Regions from separate parts of the Homo sapiens genome. Here region 1 is linked to region 2. A link is an interaction called in ENCODE POLR2A ChIA-PET data of the cell type or tissue named here. Cell type or tissue: PC-3. All regions are shown on one strand. Each heading gives the region's core, and the rest is flanking DNA. Links, peaks and the distances in the headings are about the cores only.

Region 1 (2,908 bases), core at 203-2,702, 77 kb after region 2:
TAAATAGTTGTATAGAAGGAGGACTCCCAGTAATGAGAGGACAAAGGACCATCCTTTCACGCCCTGCGGTGTGTACTCCCACATCCCAACAGGACAGGAGAGCCAGCAAGGAATCCACTGCAAGACCTTTGTCACTTGCTGCTGCATACGAGTTTTGTTTCCTAGGCGGCCACTTACTGAGAGTGAATGCTGCCTTGTTCAGAATGTGTTTGCAGTAATTCTGCTTAATAGTGGACTCATCTTTGGGGAGGGAAATAAAAGGTATTGTATGATAAACAGTGTCTAATATCGAGAAAACCCTTTGAACTAGACAAGCTGCTTTCTTCCCCTTCCCTCTTAGGAACGTCATATGACCGCTCACATTCGTACCCACACTGGAGAGAAACCATTCACCTGCCTTTCTTGCAATAAATGTTTCCGACAGAAGCAACTTCTAAACGCTCACTTCAGGAAATACCACGATGCAAATTTCATCCCGACTGTTTACAAATGCTCCAAGTGTGGCAAAGGCTTTTCCCGCTGGGTAAGCTTACTTAAGTCACAGTAAATCCCCCATGGAAAGATCCCTCTATCTCAGGAGGACAGTGTCACACCAGGAGAGTTTAAACCCGATTATAGAAACCTGCCAGGACTTCAGGAGCATCTGTCATGCCTTAGGAAAGTGGTTATTAGTTTTTTAAAATCACAAAATTCTTGAAGAATCCTATGAAAGTGTGGTCTCCTCATCCCCTAAAAAAAAAAAAAAGGACAATCCAACACACAAAATCTTACAATAGGGAGTTATCAGACTCCCCAAAGAACCCCACCTTTTAGTGTAATATTTTCAAACAGTGAACTAGATTTAGGCTACTTGACAGAGAGAATGCAGTTTTCACACATTTTTTCAGATGTCCCTAGAATAATGTTATTGGTGTCTATAATCCCAGCTACTTGAGAGGCCAAGGTGGGAGGATTACTTGAGGCCAGGAGTTTGAGATCAGCCTGGGCAACACAGGGAGACCCCCATCCCTCCAAAAAAATTAGCTGGTTGTGGTGGTGCACCCCTGTAGGCCTAGCTGCTCAGGAGGCTGAGACAGGAGGACCACTTGAGCCCAGGAGTTGGAGGCTACAGTGAGTCACGATCGCACCACTGCACTCTGGCCTCAAAGACAGAGTGAGACCCTGTCTCTAAAATAACTTTTTTAATTAAAAAAAAAAGAATAGTGCTGTTGGTACTGGACTAAGCAATACATTTATGGTTTTATTCTTTTAGGTGTTGTATTAGTTATCTATTTCTGTATGACAGATTACCTCAAAATGGAGTGGCTTAAAACCACAAACATTTATCACCTGACAGATTCTCTGGGTTGGGAACTCGGAAGTGGCTGAACTGGGTGGTCCTGGCTCAGGGCCACTCCTGAGGCTGCAGTCAGGATGTCCGCCAGGGCTGCATCATCCGAAGGCTGGACTGGGGCCAGAGGATCCACTTCCAGGACAGCTCCGCCACACAACTGCTGGCACCGGCCTCAGTTCCTTGCTACAGGGACCTCTCTGCAGGGCTGCTTGAGTGTCCTCCTGACTCAGAGCAAGTGAGAGAGTGCAAGTAGGAAGCCATGGTGCCTTTTGCAGTCTAGTCCTAAAAGCGGCACAACAGCCAGCTGTGGGGGCTCACACCTGTAATCCCAGTACTTCGGGAGGCCAAGGCAGGTGGATAACTTGAGGCCAGGAGCTCAAGACCAGCCTGGCCAACATGGTGAAACCCTGTCTCTACTTTAAAAAAAAAAAAAGAAAATAGCTAGGCGTGGTAGTGCACGCTTGTAATCCCAGCTACTTGGGTGGTTGGGACGGGAGGATCACTTGAACCCAGGAGACAGAGGTTGCAGTGAGCTGAGATTGTGCCACTGGCCTCCAGCCTGGGCGACAGAGCAAGACTCTGTCTCAAAAAAAAAAAAAAAGTGGCACATTCTAGTCACAAGAAATGAACCATGAAGTCCCACCCACACTCGAGTGGGGAATGAAGTTTCTTTTGAAAGGAACAGCATCAAAGAATTTCAGGACATTTAAAAACCACTGCACATGGCTAGCTAGATCCTTGGACCATGTAGGCTTCAGCCTAACTTTATAAAAGTTTTATAAAAGTTGAATTTCCTGAAGTTGACTATTTTTTTAAAAATATTTCTTCTTAAAACAGTAGTGTAGTTGTGTTTTTCTGAGTAGCACAGTGGGATAGTTCTGGAATGTCAACCCTATTAGTTTAAAATTTCAAATAAAAGCTGTGGCAGTGCTCCCAAAACACCATTGCTCATGCAAAAATTGTGAAGAGTTAAAATTAACGAGTAGAATTCTAAAGAGAAAAAAACTGCTCTTTGGTGCAAGAAATAAAAATGTAGAGAAAAGAACAAGTCTGCCTCATGCAGTCCCTCAGAACATAAAATTTTTGAAATTCCGATTCAAGAAAGCATATTTGGACTTGTGTCTAAAATATAAAAAGAACTCTTATAACTCAGTAAATAGACAGATACCCAATGAAAAACAGGTAAAGTATCTAGGCCAGGCGCGGTGGTTCACACCTGTAATCCCAGCACTTTGGGAGGCAGAGGCAGGTGGATCACAAGGTCAGCAGTTCAAGACCAGCCTGGCCAAAATGATGAAACCCCATCTCTACTACAAATACAAAAATTAGCTGGGCATGGTGGCACATGCCTGTAATCCTAGCTGCTCAGGAGGCTGAGGCAGGAGAATTGCTTGAACCCAGGAGGTGGAGGTTGCAGTGAGCTGAGACTGTGCCACTACAGTCCAGCCTGGGCAACAGAGCGAGACTGTCTCAGGAAAAAAACAAAACAAAACAGTTAAAGTATCTAAATAGACCTTTCTCCAAAGAAGACATACAGGTGGCCAGTAAGCGTAGCGTCATTAATCACCAGGGCAA
Region 2 (2,908 bases), core at 144-2,643:
AGAGACTTGCCTCGGGAAAATGCAGGGTTGGGGAGGGGGGCAAAGCAGAATTGTCAAGGGGGCAGCCCCCCTTGAATGCATGCCACCCCCTCATTTTCACATGGACCCCTCGGCCCTGCCCAGCCAGCTTCCCTGGTGTTCCCCACTCAGGATGGTGCTGAGATCCACTTGCTGGCAGAAGCCAAACATCTAGGGGTCATCTTTGGTTTTTCTTCCCCTCACCCCCAACACCCCATCCATCTCCAAGTCTGTCGGCTCAACCCCAAATGTGGCCTGAATCTGACCCCTTTCCACCCCCCGCGCCCCCTTCTCTCCCCTGAAGCCTCTCTTCCCTGGGATGGAGACCCCTCTGCTGCCTCCCATTCCTCTCCCGCACGTCGTGTCTACACCACTCGCCTATGCCAGTGGTTCTCGAACTGGAGCATGCACTAGAACCTCCCGGGCCCACCTCAAGACCCACAGAATCGAGCTCTGGGGGTGGGCCACCCAAATCACTCTTTCAGACAAATTCCCAGGTGCTGCTGCTGTCGCTGGGGAAGAACCACAGCTGAAGAACCGCTGGTCTGCATGAAACCCCTGCCTACTTCAAATCATAGTCAGGACCAAATATAAACGGTGCTGCAGGCAGGGGGGTCAACACACAGACTCGGAGCCACCATGGAGCTCAAGTCCCAGCTCTGTCATTTCCTGTGTGTCCTGGAGCAAATGACTTAACGTCTCTGTACCTCGGTTTGATTTTCTTCTCTGCAATGGGAGCAATGATAGTGCCTCCTCTCTGGGATCACTGTGAGGACTAAATGAGCTAATTCTGTGTCTCAGACTGGGTTGTCCCAGGAGCAGACCAGGAGACAAGAACATGAGCGATCCCAGGAAGCCCTAGCAGAGGAGGAGGGAAAGTGAGCCAGGGAAGGGGAAGGCAGACAGCAACACAGGGCACCTTAGCCGGTAAGTTATCCCTGTGGGCTCAACTTTTCTTGGGAACTTTGGGAGCCAGTGAAGAGTGCACAATTAATAACCCTGAGATCAAGTTTATTCCAGCCGGGAGGTGAGGGAGCCAAAGTATTTATCCACCCATCTTGGCAGAGATTGATTGCAGGATGCTTCTAGCCAGGGACTGTGTGAACAGCCTGCCGGTGCATGGGAAGAGCAGCTACAGTGGTCTGAGAAAGTCTCCAAGCCCAGGAAGTGACAGGTGTTTGCTGCTGGTCACCACTGGGTGAATGGTGAGGGCACACAAGTTGGTACCAAAAATATCAGTTACAACATGCAAAGCACTGGGTAAGAGCCTGTGTAGTACCCGCTCTTCTTACAATTCCCTGACCAGGGTCCCCATGGTCTGATCCCCTCACCAAAAATCCTTCAAGAGCGGCCCCTCCCATTCCAGCCTCCCCATCCCCTGACCTGCCTGGGCCACCCCCAGCCTAGAGCTTTTGCACCGGCTCTTCCCTCTGCCTGGGGCACCGTTCCCAGCTCTCATAGCCCTCAGTACCCCCTTCCTCACTTCTCAACCTCACCTCCCCTGATCAGAGCGTACTTTCCCATCTCTTCTCTCTGAAGCCACCCTACCAGTCACTTTCAATTCCATCTCCCCTTTGACTCCCTGCCTAGCACTTTGTAATCTCCATGTCTGTTTCTCTGTCTGGTGGCTCATGGTCTATCTCCACCTACTAGTCTGTTTCACTCCAGGATTCCACAAGCTGTAGTGTTTACTACCCTGTCCCCAGCATTTAGCAAGCATATTGTGAACACTCATTGAGTGAATGAAGAAATGGATGGATGGATGGATGGATGGATGGATGGATGGATGGATGGGCATGACTGACAGTCAGAGGCAGCAGTGTCATCTAAGGAGCACAGGTCCAGGATCTGGTACCTCAAGACTTGAATCCTAGCTCATTCCTTCCCCTCACATCCCTCTGACCCTCAGACCCACACCTGTCACTCCAGGGGCATGAGTGATCCCCTGACCTTGGGAGTTGGGCAGATTAGCCTCAACAGTGCAAGTGGGAGCTCCTTCTATAATAATTGAAGAAACTCATGGAACCCACTTATTTGAGAACAGCCTGGGCAGAACCAACATCTGTTCCCTTTTCCATCCTGGGCAGTCTCAGAGCCTAGAGGACTGGTTAGGGTTCAGTGTGGTGCGTGGAGCAGAGACTCAGGGGCAGCATGGCTTAAATGAAACAGAAGATGACTTCACCTTCATGTAACAGAAGCCCAGCTCAGCGTGGTCAGGCAACTTCTAGAAGTCACCAAAGACCAGACCCCTTCTACCGTGTTGACCCTCCATCCTCAACACAGAGCTTCTGCCTCATTGTCCAAGGCAGCTGCTTGTGCTCCAGCCATCATGTCCCACCTTCAGTCATCAGGAAAAAGGAAGGGATAAGCAGGGTTTTGCTTCTTCCTGTAAGGACACTTCCTGAAAGACTTCACACAAGACTTCTACTTACATCTTACTGGCCAGCACTTGGTCACACTCCCATATGACCAGGAGCTAAAAGTCAGGGGCCTTGTTAGCAAAGAATATGGGGAGAATGAATGGTGTGGTGCAGCCGGCAGCCTTGCCTTGGGAACCTTTCCAATGAGCCATTTGATTGCTCTATGATTCGTCTGCTCTGCGCCAGGGCCTGGAGCCACAGCAGGGAGCAAGTTCAGGAACCCCCCACCTTGAGGGGCCCACATGCCAGTGGGGGACAGTGAAGAGGACAAGTCAATACGCACGCAGTCACGATGCTTGCTAGGCCAAGTCCTGTGGGGAACACGGCAGAGGGGTAAGAAAGAGCATCGGAAGAGCAGGGGTGAGAGCCTACCCTAGCGCAGGGAGACAGCGAGGGCCCTTCTGAAGAGGTGACATTGGGACAGAGGCTCGAGGGATGAGAAGGGGCCACTGAGCATTTCAAGGACTAGG

The links. ChIA-PET counts read pairs that join two places held together with the same protein. Peaks named below come from ENCODE experiments on the same cell type or tissue, not always from the same donor. Only the 100,000 strongest peaks of a DNase experiment are listed, where the experiment ranks them.
Region 1: POLR2A ChIA-PET joins it to region 2 with 11 read pairs; 4 of 35 experiments call an interaction of 5 or more read pairs at or near these places.

What each region holds. Positions count from the first base shown.
Region 1 is chr20:57,506,221-57,509,128 of GRCh38, reverse strand. CTCFL (CCCTC-binding factor like) reads left to right here. Exons shown (of 11, transcript NM_001386993.1): 9 at 341-523. Among named protein-coding and RNA genes, the nearest start is that of CTCFL, 17 kb to the left of the region's middle. In PC-3, for the core only: no CTCF peak of the experiment used is centred there; a DNase peak (open chromatin) is centred at 1,448.
Region 2 is chr20:57,583,482-57,586,389 of GRCh38, reverse strand. No RefSeq gene overlaps it. Among named protein-coding and RNA genes, the nearest start is that of PCK1, 24 kb to the right of the region's middle. RefSeq lists an enhancer at 1-57. In PC-3, for the core only: no CTCF peak of the experiment used is centred there; no DNase peak of the experiment used is centred there; H3K27me3 peaks cover 2,272 bases.